Linked DNA regions of Homo sapiens: regions 2 and 3 are each linked to region 1. Evidence: chromatin contacts called from ENCODE Hi-C or POLR2A ChIA-PET data. All regions are on one chromosome and are shown on one strand. Each heading gives the region's core, a stretch centred on a gene start or an enhancer-like site at or near the end of the contact. The rest is flanking DNA. Distances are from core to core; before and after follow the strand shown. Region 1 has its middle 39 kb from the start of MIR492. Region 2 overlaps NDUFA12 (NADH:ubiquinone oxidoreductase subunit A12). Region 3 has its middle 41 kb from the start of MIR492.

What was found. A loop is a pair of places that touch in the nucleus more often than their neighbours do. ChIA-PET counts read pairs that join two places held with the same protein, here RNA polymerase II (POLR2A). Pooled maps may share reads with other maps.
Region 2: a loop to region 1 is called in a map of HepG2, with 5 times the contacts of the local background. The contact joins two enhancer-like sites. A Hi-C loop is called at or near these places in 5 of 168 maps with a recorded cell type or tissue (HepG2, cardiac septum, esophagus muscularis mucosa and 2 more), 3 of 37 single-sample maps with no recorded cell type and 9 of 50 pooled maps. POLR2A ChIA-PET finds 5 or more read pairs at or near these places in 1 of 52 experiments (A549).
Region 3: a loop to region 1 is called in a map of astrocyte of the cerebellum, with 5 times the contacts of the local background. The contact joins two enhancer-like sites. A Hi-C loop is called at or near these places in 4 of 168 maps with a recorded cell type or tissue (Caco-2, astrocyte of the cerebellum, endothelial cell of hepatic sinusoid and 1 more). POLR2A ChIA-PET finds 5 or more read pairs at or near these places in 2 of 52 experiments (GM12878 and naive thymus-derived CD4-positive, alpha-beta T cell).

The regions. Positions count from the first base shown.
Region 1 is chr12:94,871,132-94,875,555 of GRCh38, forward strand. No RefSeq gene overlaps it. Among named protein-coding and RNA genes, the nearest start is that of MIR492, 39 kb to the left of the region's middle. RefSeq lists silencers at 2,004-2,123, 2,184-2,793, 2,804-2,903. Within about 2 kb of position 2,574, at least 4 of the 41 ENCODE cell types and tissues checked have a DNase peak (open chromatin) inside an H3K27ac peak, as active enhancers do; they include ovary, where a contact is called at or near this core.
Region 2 is chr12:94,979,491-94,983,914 of GRCh38, forward strand. All of the region lies in intron 3 of NDUFA12 (NADH:ubiquinone oxidoreductase subunit A12), which reads right to left. Among named protein-coding and RNA genes, the nearest start is that of NDUFA12, 22 kb to the right of the region's middle. Within about 2 kb of position 2,686, at least 3 of the 41 ENCODE cell types and tissues checked have a DNase peak (open chromatin) inside an H3K27ac peak, as active enhancers do.
Region 3 is chr12:94,790,955-94,795,378 of GRCh38, forward strand. No RefSeq gene overlaps it. Among named protein-coding and RNA genes, the nearest start is that of MIR492, 41 kb to the right of the region's middle. Within about 2 kb of position 1,902, at least 2 of the 41 ENCODE cell types and tissues checked have a DNase peak (open chromatin) inside an H3K27ac peak, as active enhancers do; they include ovary, where a contact is called at or near this core.

The DNA.
Region 1 (4,424 bases), core at 1,324-3,823:
GGGCCCAAGTTCTGGTTCAGAGATAGTGTCTTCTCACATCATGGAAGGGACAAGGAAGCTCTCTGAGGCCTCCTTTATAAGGTTCTGCCCTTGTAACCTGATCACCTCCCAAAGACCCACCTCTTAATACCATCACCTTGAGGGTTAGGATTTCAACATATGAACTGCGGGGACAACAAACATTCAGACCACAGCTTCTCTCTTCAGAGCAACCCAAATACTGGGCATCTTCTGTGCTCCTACTCTGTACATTCCCTACACACCTTCTCTTTCATTCAAGGACACCAAAGGAAAGTAATTACTTTTGATTATAATAGTGTGTCTGCACACTCTCTCTCTGCAGTTACTGATCTGCCACAGTTGAAGGGCTGCCACATGCATCTGCCAAACTGCCAAATTATATGCTTCTCCAGAACCAGACAGGGTCTGGGGCAGAAACAAAAAGTTTGTAGGCAACAGAGTGTAATGTCAAGAGCCAGGGCTTTGGAGTCCAGCAAACCTGGGCACAAATCCTGCTCTATTTTCCTCATAGCACTCATCACTATCTGAAACTACATTATTTGTACCTTTGTTTACTACTTTATTATCTGATTTCTCAGTTTGAATGCGGCCTCCAAGAGAACAAGGCTTTTGTATGTCATGTTCCTCACAGTATTCCTAGAGCTCAGAACAGCGCCTGCACATAGTAGGTGCTTAATACACGTCTTATGGAGGTGGGGGCTGAGTATTTAAAATGCAGATTGCCAAGCTCCAGTTTCAGAGATTCTAACTCATTAGGTTTGAAACAAAGCCTAGGAATCTGCATTTGCAGCAAGCATCCACCTCTTTCATCCTAAGGCAGGTAGTAGGCAGATCACATGTTAAGATACTCTGGTCAATGCCCTCCATCTCCAAATCGTGATTCTCCCTCTAACACGCATTTCTACGGATCCCATCCAGGCTCTTTTCTTTAATTACCCTGAGGCACTGAGAGTAAAAGGAGGTTGCTGACCCCTGAATTTGGAGTTCAAACAAGTAACCTCACCACGGCCAGTTTCCATTTCTGCTGCATGCCAAACTAGCTGGCCAGCCTGGCTGGAATCCTGTTCTCCCCAGAAACACCTGAGCAGGTCTGGACTAGCTCCAAAAGTATAAGCCAGGTAAATTTCCGTGTCAGCTCATTGAGAGACTTTCCAGGGGCAGCTGGGGCCAATTCACATTTGCTCTATACTCCCTCCAAAGACACCCCCTTCAACACACACACACAGAACACTTAATTCTGGTACCACCAGCCAAAAGGGGCCCGAGTTCCCTTGGGAGCAGCCCAGCCGCTGAGAGGCGGAAATCTCTGAAAGGGCCACTCAGATGACCAAAGCAATAGGCGCCTACGTACCTTACAACAAGCCAACCTCAAGTTCCAACCTAGAGAAATGCATGGACTCTGGTGGGAGAGTCTTATTCCGTTTTTGTTTTCTTCTTTTTTTTTGTTTTGTTTTGTTTTGGTTTGGTTTTCTTCCATTTCTTCTCAGCCTTGTCTCTTCAGAAAATACCCCTCCACCCCTTCCTTGGCGCGTAAACTGTCTTCAGGGTGGCCTTAGGAGTTCTGGGACAATGTGGAGGGTACCCAATAGGATTTCCTTAAGTTTCCTCTACTGCTTTTCCACACATATTAATGCTGAGATCCTGTATTTGATTAAAGCACCTTCCATTTCCAAAGTTAAAATACAAACGGGTCTGGTAACTTACAAAGTCGCCAGCATCTTCGTGTCAATTAACTTCCCCAGACAAGTAAGAACGAGCTGCACTAGGGCCTGCGCTCTCTCCGGGGCTAACAACAAGCAGCACCAGTCCCCCAAGCTGTCCCTGGAGGTGGAAGAGCCACTGCAGCTGAGCCTGTTTATTTTTCGTTTTTCCACAGGCAGCCTTGGCTGGAGGGTGGGGGTGAGCGCGGGCTCCCTGGCACCTGCCGGTAAAGCAGCAGCCGCAGCCCCCGAGGGCGCCCCAGGCCAGGAGCTGCGCGCCGTCGGCGGGCCGTGCCTGGAGGAGGCTCGCGCCTTCCAAATGCCGGAGTGCAGGCATCCTTCCTCTCCCCAACCCCAGCCCCGGCCTCGACCTGTCGCCCACCTGGCCCGGACCTGGGGCTGGCTCCGTCTCTGGGGTGTGCGCCAAGGGAGCCCCACCGACGCCCAGCAGAGCTGCCCGGGCTCCCAAAGAAGGACCGGGGCTTTGGGCAGAATTCTGGCAGCCAGGCGGGCGTCAGGGGAGCCGGAGAAGGGGCTCGCCAGCAGGCGTGGGGCGGAGTGCCGGGCGCAGCCCACCTCGCAAGCGCGGGCCCAGGGCTCCGACGTGCCAGCGCAGCCCCGAAGAGTGCGGGCCCGGGGTCCCCGCGGCGCCCCTTCCCCTCCTCAGTCCCCCGGGGGCGACCGCGCTCCCCGCCGAGGTCCGTCCCCGCCGCACCCTCACTATTCCCGCTGGGAGGACCCCGGCGCACGCCCCCGCCCCCGCACCCCGGGGCGACGGCGCACTCACCCTCCGCATGGTGTCTGGGCCGTCCGGGCGGGGCTCGGCGACTTGGGCGCGAGAAGGGCTGGGCCGGCGGCGACGCTCGGCCGGCCGGGAGCTCCGCGCTGCCCCCTCCTGCACACGCCTGCGCCGCGGCCGCCAAGCCGGCGGGGGCGGGGCGGGGTAGCGCTGGCCGCGGGGTCCCCGGGGCTCTCCCGGGCTGCGGCGGAGGCGCGGAGCCGGCCAAGGGCGCACTGAGCTCGCGGAGCTCCGGGGCCCCGGGGCCTTTCTGCCGCCGTCGCAGCGTCCCCGCCTCCTCGGGCCGCTTCGCCCCTCTCCTCTTCCTCGAGTTCTGGCCCCACCAGGAGCGGAGCGAGTCTCCGATGCCTGCCCCGCGGCCCCCAGAACTGAGCTGGAGAAGCTTTGGGGTGAAAGCTGGGCCCACCCTACAGGGACCCCAAGTTTGCGGAGCAAGAGTGGATTGGCGGAGAGCGCAGATGGCAATTCTCACCCGCCTTAAAAGTACCACCTTAAAATTCTCCCCATGGGATGGGAAGGTGGCCCGCTAATGTCCGTTCCTACTCTTCGTTTTCTTTTTAATTTTTCAGACAGGGTCTCGCTCTGTCCCCCAGGCTGAGCGCAGGGGCGCGATTTCGGCTCACTGCAGCCTTGCGATTCTCCCAGGCTCAAGCGATCCTCCCGCCTCAGCCTTCCCAGTAGCTGGGACCACAGGCGAGTGCTCCACTACGCCCGGCTAATTTTTGTATTTTTATTCTTTTGTAGAGACTGGTGTCTCGCCATTTTGCCCAGGCTGGTCTCGAACTCCTGGCCTCAAGCGACCCTCCAGCCTCGGCCTCCCAAAGTGCTGGGATGAGAGGTGTGAGCCAGTGCGTCGGCCCTTTACCATTCTTTAGATTCTGCGATTGTTTTTTGAAAGTCCTGAGCATTCATAAAGCTTTCCGAGGAGGGGTGGGAAGAGAGTTAAGAGCGGTAAACAGCAGATCCACCCGGGGCTGGAGGAAACACCGTGGAACAGAGACCGTCTGGTCTCATTCAGGTGAAGGAGCTCGGCAGGGGAAGAGGTCAGCATCCCCATTCCAGCGAAACCCACGGGTTTTCCTAGCAGTCCCCTGTGTGCACAGCTTTCTCTTCACAATCGACCTCCACCCCAACTTTTCCAAACAACACGGGAGCCCATCCCCAAATGCTAATGCTTCTGCGGGAAAAAAATGAGAAGGGGGAAAAATGTATTCCCCAGATCATGAAAACGCTGCACACCCTTGAGCTCAGAATGCAGGATCTAAATCCGCAAGAACAGGATGGAATGATGTGGGAAGGTCTTCCAGGAAGAAATCTGATTTTATTCTGCTTCGACTGCTGAACAAAGTAAATCAAATAGCACGGAACTCAAGGCAGCCTGAATTTTGTGTAGAAAAAAATATCTCTTGTTTGTCAGAGGATCCTTTGAAAAGCATCCAAGGACGCTTGTGTTTCCAAAGCGGCTGTGACAGGTATGCAGGCAGACAGCAGTGGGAATGCAAAGGCTTGTGCCGGGTAAACACTTCTCATGAGTGTTTCAGCTTTGGCATTGCCTTTATGCCAGTTATTCTGGCAGATCACCACTGCCAAAGAAATACCTTTATAATTTTCTAACATTGATTGTCAGCAGCACTATAGAGACCGTAATATTACACGAAGTACCTTAATGATCTAATGAATAAAAACATTTTGTCTGGATTTCTCTTTGGTGCCTATCAGCACAGATAGGGGGAGGAGTGACTGATGTGTGAGGGGGAAATGTAAGAAACGACAATTAATGACACTTGCTATGTCCCTTTTTTACTTTATCTTATGATCTGTATGCAGTGGGTTTTTTCCTCCCTGGATATATAATCTCTTCTGATTGAGCTTTTATGTTTTTGCCTTTCTTTGGGAAAATAACA
Region 2 (4,424 bases), core at 1,436-3,935, 110 kb after region 1:
AAAGCAAGTAAAATGGAGTATGGTTATGAACACAACTACACAGAAAGGATTAAAAAGGGACGGGGTGAGGTGGCTTACACCTGTAATCCCAGCACTTTGGAAGGCTGAGGCAGGCGGATCACATGAGGCCAGGAGTTTGAGACCAGCCTGGCTAACATGGAGAAACCCCACCCCTATAAAAAAAAAAATACAAAAATTAGCTGGGTGTGGTCATGGGACCTGTAATCCCAGCTACCCAGGTGGCAGAGGCACAAGAATTGCTTGAACCTGGGAGGTGGAGGATGCAGTGAGCTGAGATCATGCCACTGCACTCCAGCCTGGGTGACAAGAGCAAGACCCTGTCTCAAAAAAAAAAAAAAGGATTAATGGAACTATGTCCAATATTGACAGTGCATGTCTACTAGGGGCTATGTGGATCACTCTCCTTTGCTAGAATGTTCAAACTTTTCTGATCTCTCCTCATTTCTTTCAAGAACAGATTCTATGTAGATTCAATGAATTTCATATTGCCAAATCACACGGACATTTTTCTGTCATCATCTTCCTCAACCTCTTGGCAACAATCAATACAACGAGGCTTCCCTGGCTGAAATACTCCTCTTTCTTCCCTTTCCTCCTACCTTGCTAGCTACTTACCTTGTTCTTTGCTGGTTTGGCAGGTTTGACCATTGTCCTAAGCTCGATTTGTATATTCAGCTGTTTACTTGATATATATCTAATCATGTAGATTTCACAACAGGTATCACACACTTACTATGTCCAAAAAGAGGCTTCTGATTCTAATTCTCCACCCCTACCAACCCGCCCTTCTACAAGTCTTCTCATCTCAGTGAATGGTCCCAGCATTATGGTACCAACCACTCAGGCCCCAAACCTATGAATCATCCTTGATTCTTCTCTATCGCCTCCATGTAATGGCCCTCACCTGCCACCCTGTTTCTCTACAAAGGCTTCTAGAACACATCACGCCAAATGAAAAACAGCTGACCACCACGATGTTAAGCATCTTAAACAAATTGGCCTTTCAAGGGCAAAACCATTTATTAATTTTTCCCTGGGCACAGAAAAATTTTCAGGGACAAAATTATTTTCTGTTAAAAAAAAAAAGAAACCCTTTACCATACACTATTATTTTTTAAATGATGTATTTATGTATTACTTCAGTAAATTAATTTTAATAAGAAAAATCAATGTACGAGGAGAGACTGGTGTAACTATGCTGAGAGAGAAAGACATGTTACTAAGAAATGAACAGAAAGTGCCACCAAGTGGGAAAACGGTATACGTGCAATAGAGAAAAATCTAACCAAGCCATGTCTTGCTTTGTTTTTTTTTTTAACTTGGTTCAAAGGACTTCAAGGTTCCAATACTTCAAACCACAAAAAGCACATCTTTATTTCTTCTGATACAAGTGAAAACAATAATTTTATACAGCCGTGCATGAAATAGCCCAAACTTTCTACTTTTCTACACTAATTCTATATAAATGCTAACTACCATAACAATGAAAATGAAGACTTCTGTGTGTTACTGTGTAGACGGTGGCAATTAGATAACTTCAGAATAAAACTGAAGGCAATAAAATTGGCATTGAACAAAATAAAGACAAGAACAAGAGAAAAAAAAAGAAAGAAAAAGTAGTATAGAATAGTACTTGAGCTGGGCACGGTAGTTCACACCTGTAATGTCAACACTTTGGGAGGCCAAGGCAGGTGGATAGCTTGAGCCCAGGAGTTTGAGACCAGCCTGGGCAACATGGCAAAACACTGTCTCTACTAAATACATACATACATACATACATACAAACAGTAGCCGGGCATGGTGGCCCGTGCCTGTAGCCCCAGCTACTCCGGGTGCTGAGGCAGGAGGATGGCTTGAGCCCAGGAGGTCGAGGCTGCAGTAAGCCAAGATCGCACCACTGAACTCCAGCCTGGGTGATAGAGCGAGACACTGCCTCAAAATAAAATAAAATGTTATTTGTTATCTACTTAAATACTTTCAGGGTATTCTACTCAATCAAATTAAATATAAATTCCTGAAGAAGAAATTAATATCTTGTTGCTGATCCCATAAGAGAATAAAACATATAGGAAAATGAAGGTACTGTAAAAAAAGACACTAAATTAGAACACAGTATTAGTACTAGTATTCATTAAGTGCCTATAAACTACAAGAGAACAAAGACCATACATATTTCACTCACCACTGTGAATATATAAACCCATCAAGGCCTGACATATAGGGGGGTGCTCAATATATATTTGTTGAATGAATCAAGTTTGTAAGCAGACTGTGTTAGGTTCTAGGCAATCCGTTTCTTATTTTCAAGGCACGTGTAGCTCAACTGCCCATCCAAGAAGTTTGCACCACCATCTTTTGTTTTTGTACTGGTGGACTTAGCAGCCTTTACTGGTGGCTGGTAGATTCAAAGAAGTGAAGGCCTTTAGACCAGAGAGATAAAATGAGCTCATTTTTCCACAAGATTTCTAATGTTTCCCATAAGATTAGAGAACATTAAATGAAACAGAGAAGCTGACTAAAATTCTATCCAAAACGCTAATGTCTCTAAGGGAAATCTTTCCCTAGGTGAGATTATGCAGCTACTGAACAGACTCATAAGACTATCATAGGCCACACTTGGCATCTGAGAACTCAGGACAGAGGACAGGAATCACAGCTTGCCAGCTGGGCAGCATCAGATGTTCCTCTCCCTGGGAGTCTGTGCAGTTGTTCATGCAAGTGACAGCTCACCCAGCCGTCCAGAAGCTATTTTCTTTTTCTTTTCTTTTTTTTTTTTTTTTTTGAGACAGAGTCTCTCTGTTGCCCAGGCTGGAGTGCAGTGGTGTGATCTCGGCTCACTGCAAGCTCCGCTTCCCAGGTTCATGCCAGTCTCCTGCCTCAGCCTCCCAAGTAGCTGGGACTACAGGCGACCGCCACTAGGCCCGGCTAATTTTTTTTTGTAGTTTAAGTGGAGACGGGGTTTCACTGTGTTAGCCAAGATGGTCTCGATCACCTGACCTCATGATCTGCCTGCTTTGGCCTCCCAAGGTGCTGTGTGTGAGCCACCACGCCCGGCCCAGAAGCTATTTTCTTTAACTCCCTAGATGACACAGCTCAGGCTCAAGGGAGATGAGAGCATCATGAGACAGGTGCAGGAGCTGCCCTAACTTCAAAGCTTTACGCTCCACCAGAGCCAACGTCTCTAGTAACTCCAAAGGCATAGCTTCAGGATTCCCTTTCCCACAGGGTCATGCCAGTTCTAAGAGCAGCAGCACTCACCAGGCATTTCTAATTCCTCTCAATCCAGAGGCAATTTCCCAATCAGAGGTCGATTTTATATTGCAATACTGTTAAAACAATTTTATCTGGTTTCCAGGATAACAGAGCTAGGCATTTAACTGAAGGTCATATTCTCCTAACCCTTAATTTATAAAGTTAAGTTGAATACTACACTAGATAAAATCAAACCAAAATCCTATCTCCAGCATCAATCTCTAGCCTAACCAACAGGCTAGTTTTCAACTGTCTACTCACCTTCTCACGTGGTCGTCTATCAAGCTTCTCATACTTAACGTAGACTACCTCTTCTAAACCTGCTCCCCCTACTCCACTCTTCCCTATCTCAGTAACTGTACCTCTAGTAGTTCAGGCCAAAAATATTGAAGTCATCCTTGACTGGTTTTTCTCTCAAAAGCCAATCAATCAGCAACTCCTGCTGACCCCATCTTACTTGGCACCCTCTAAGAGGGCCTCCAACGATCACTGCCTCCTGGTATTCACACCCTTGTATAATACCCTCATTTTAAGTGTGGCTGGACTGATTGACTTGCTTCTAATAAATAGACAACTGAAGTATGGGATATCACTTCCTAGATGAGGTTTAAAAAGACTGTTCCTTCCACCTTGGTCTGGGGAAGCCAGACGCCATGTCAAGAGGTGGCCTGTGCAGAGGTCTACTGAATGAGCTGGGAAGCAAATCTTCTGAGGTCTGTCTACAGCCACATGAGTAAGTGTGGCAGTGGGTCCTTCCCAAGTCAAACCTTGAGAGCACAGCAGCCTCAGAGAAGATCTCAGCTGTAACCTTGTGAGACCCTGAGCCTGGGGCACCCAGCTAAGCTACACTCAAATTGCTGTGAGATAACATTTACTGTCTTAAGCTAAGTTTAGGATAACTTGTTCCACAGTATAGACAACTAATACGATCCCAAATCTCACAACCTGCATCACTAGCACCCTAGTCCAACCCCATCAACAGCCTAGGCCATGACTTACAACAGCTTCTTAAGTGAGTAGCCTGCTTCCACACTTGCCTTGCCTCCTTCCTTTATTCTTCACAGCAACCACAGAGATGCTTTAAAAATGTAAATCAGAGTGCAAAAGTCATTAAGTGGGCCCGAGGAATGTAGCACTTGGTATGTGAGGGA
Region 3 (4,424 bases), core at 652-3,151, 81 kb before region 1:
CCAAACAGGAGAACTGCAGGGCGAGAGTGACAGGTGCCAAATCTGAGCAATAGTTCCTGCAATGATTATGCAAAGCACTGGCCATTCATGCTTTGATGGTAATGCACTCATTTCTCCAACTTCCAGCACACTAAATGCAAGTGTGGCTTAATGACGGCAACTGGATTGAAAGGTAATTGGGAGCTGAAAATAGAGACTTTGCCTCATTATCATAATTCTCTACCAGAAATGTTTGTTATGTCAAAAAGCACTTTTCCCTGGGCACCAGTTTAAAGGAATATCCATTAAAGATTTTAAGGGTGTAAGCATTAACAGTGTTTTTAAGCCATGAATGCTAAGCTTATACAAAATAGATATGAGGGACCTTGGATAACTGAATGTATTTCAGGCAAATAAGATGTGAGAGCAGTAAGTTCAAGCCATGAGTCTATTCTGCTCACCTGACTTCCCTCTAATATTTTTTCCACTCCCCTCATTTCCTTTCCATCTCCAATGCCCCTTCCCTATCTCAGGTACCCCCACCATACCTTGTATAACCTCTTGTAAGAGGCAAGTTGTGTTGAAGAAGAGAAAGAAACAAAAGCCTTCAACATTTCTTCTCTTCTGCCACTTCCGCACCTCTGACCAGCCCATGGTGATACCTTGGGGATGACAGTGATGATGGTGGTAATCATGACAGCAACTACTATAACGAATCTACTTTGTTCCAGACATGTTAAAAATATACTCCCTTGTTGAACAATGAGAACACATGGACACAGGGAGGGAAACATCACACACTGGGGCATGTCAGGGAGTCAGGGACAAGGGAAGGGAGAGCATTAGGACAAATACCTAATATATGCAAGGCTTAAAACCTAGATGACGGGTTGATAGGTGCAGCAAACCACCATGGCACATGTATACCTATGTAACAAACCTGCACATTCTGCACAAGTATTCTGGAACTTAAAGTAAAATTTAAAAAAATAAATGTTATATATATGTATATATATACATGTGTATATATCTCATTGCATATATATACATGTGTACACACATATACACATGTACACACATATACATATGTACATGTGTATATATACATACGTACATGTGTATATACACATATGTACGTGTGTATATGTACACATGTACGCGTGTATATATACATATGTACGCGTGTATATATACATATGTACGCGTGTATATATACATACGTACACATGTATATACACATACGTACACATGTATATACACATATGTACGCGTGTACACACACATATGTACACATGTGTGTGCACGTGTGTACGTAAACGTGTGTACGTACACATGTGTGTATATATACACACACACATTCTCCCTTATTTTCACAAGAAGTCAATAAGGAATAAATACTTTTAAAACCATTTTTGTTGTTGTTGTAAATAACATAAAATATGGCTAACAGCAGCTTCCATAAATAGGGGTCCATTTCCTTGCATAACAAGAAATCTGAATGTAGACAGTACCAGGGGTGCTTTGGGGAGACTCAATGATGGTAGGACACAAGGTTGGCACCTCTGTGATTCTCTTAGTCTTCCCCCTCATAGTCATGAAATGGCTGCAGCAGTACCAAGCATCGCATCTTAGCACGGCTGCGTGCAAAGCAGAGTGCAGGAAGCAGCACAGGCAGAGGTTCTCCTCCTCTACTTCCCTCGGATGTAGGAAACAAATTTTCTCCCAGAAGCCCCCCACCGCCACCAATTTCCCCTTACATCTCTTGAACCAGAAGACACTCACCTGTCTGCCCCTAGAACCAGGGGCAAGGCCCACCTTTCCCGAGTTTGGGTGACCTCTGCCTGGTTTTGCTAACAAGGAAAGAAAGAGTCATGGCTTTGTGGCAAATGACAGCTGCCGCAGTAGTATTCTCTGTAATCTACAGTGAGGTGACGCAACAAGCCAAAGCTTTATTCCACTGAGGGGCCTCCCTGCCTGCTGCAGCCCTCGGCTGAGATCCAGTTCCCTCCATCTAGAAGGCTTCCTCCTTTTTTTTTTTTTGTTAGTGCTTATTTTTTCTTAAGCTAACCATACTAAGTCTGTCGCCTGAACTGAAGAAGTATTCAAATTTCACCCAGGACCGTTCAGTTCTGCCCCCTCCCACTCATTTATAAGAACTAAGTCCAAATCAGTCAGGTCAAGAGCACCCCGAGGTGCAGACAGAAACATTTTGTGCAGAAAACAGCCGTTCCCTAACCAACTTGCAACAGGGCTGGAAACTGCTCTCACCAGGGTCACCAGGGGAGCTGCCATCCTGTTAACCGAGCTCCAGGAACTCACTGGCAACTGAGACATGGGGCAGGTAGAGCCTGACAAAAATGTCATCCTCAAAAACAGGAAGGGGCGAAACCCTTTTGTAGAACTCTGAAAATGTCAAGCGCCTGCTTGCACCTCCGTCAGGGTTAGATTGAATTTCACATTTCACTGCGGTAGGGCCCTGGAGGCACTGCGGCAGCGGGAGCAGGCGGTGAAGGTTGGAATCCCAAGGCTGACACTGCCGGTGTGGAATTCCTATTCCCTCTGTGCTTCATCATCCTTCACTGTAAAACAGACATAACAATGGAATCTATCTCACCGCATATCTTTTGAGAATTAAAAGACATAATATATGTTAAGGGATTAGAAAAATCTTTGCTCAATGAACATCAGTGTGTTAGCAATACTGGTAGCAACAATACCAGCAATAGAAACAAAACCAAATGGTCTCCCTGTAATGGCCAGGATTTATTTTAATGACTTAAAGGTACTAGCAAATCAGTCTCACTGTCACCTCAGTCCAGAGCTTGAAAGTCTAGCTACCTTCTCCCTAAACTCACTCAACAATGAGCAATCACCCCAAAACAACAAACAAGCATAAAAAGTAGAACATCTGATACCATGCAGTATCTTGTTTTAGTTTCATTTTATTCTTGGTATATCTTGTGTGAAATATTCCAAGAAATCAAGAGAATGTACATAACGTGTATCCACATTTTAAATAAAATAACAAAATACCTATGTACCCATCCCACAGTTTAAGAAATAGAATGATGACGCTGTGCATCCTTCCATGATTCCAGGCGCCCCAACCTTAATATGCAGGTAACCAACAATCTGAATCTTCAATTAATCATTCCTTTTCTTTTCTTCTTTTTTTTTTTTTTTTGAGTCAGGGTCTGGCTCTACCGCACAGGCTAGAGTGCAGTGGCACCATCTCAGCTCACTGCAACCTCCGCCTCCTGGGTTCAAGCGATTCTCCCGCCCCAGCCCACCAAGTAGCTGGGACTACAGGCATGCGCCACCACACCTGGCTAATTTTGGTATTTTTTATAGAGACAGGGTTTCACCATGTTGCCTAGGCTGGTCTCGACCTCAAGTGATCCACCCACCTCGGCCTCTCAAAGTGCTAGGATTATAGGTATGAGCCACTGTGCCCGGCCTCCTTTGCTTTTCTTTATACTCTCCTCGTCACATATATATGTATCCCTAAGCAATAAACCATCTAATTTTGCTATATTAAATTTTATGTCCATAAAAATATAGAGCAGGTATTCTTCTGTAACTTGCTTTTTCATTCAGCATTTGTTTAGTTTTATCCATGTTTACACACATAATTATACTTCATTCATTTTCATTGTTATGTAATAGTATTCGATTTAGGAATATACCACTATTTATTTACCCATTCTCCCATTAATGGATATTTGCCTTGTTTCTAGTCTAAGACTTCTCACCCGAGGATGGGCTTACACAGATCCTATTTAGGGTAACCATATAACTTACTGTCCTAATTGAGACACTTGTGGGAAGGAAAGAGAATGCTGTTAATAATGACACAAGGACAACAGGCATAAACAACTACACTGTATGGTCACCTTGTACACACTGAACATGTCTCAGGGCTTCTTAATTACTCCCCTAAAGTGCGGACTGAGACATTTAAGCCCAACTCTTCATAACTGATGGTGAATTCACATCTTAAATGCTGCTAGCTTCTCCATTCAGATGAGAACCCTGAAGGAAAGCCCAAACAATTAATTACTCCTTCTATCCCAGGAAGAAAAAAACAAATTCTTTAAGACATAAGACGGAAAAAATGCATGACTTCCCTGCCTCAGCCATCTCTGACTTTCACAGTTGATCATCACTGTGTGAAGAAAATTCTAGCTCCAATGATAACTGCAGCAAAGAGAAAGTGTAAAAGGCCTCAAAATCTGAGTCCTTCTCCTGAGTTAAGACGGGGCTAAAGGCCTCGCACCCACTGCCTCCTTTCATCTTTACCACAACCCTGTGTGGCAGGTGTGGGAAATGAAGCTCAGAGCTGCAGCAATGTGTTCCAGGTCACAGTGCACATAAGTGACAGAGCCTCAGTCACTTTGTCTAAGTAGGGAGCCGTATACTTTGTGATGCAAAGGAGTAAAAGGGGG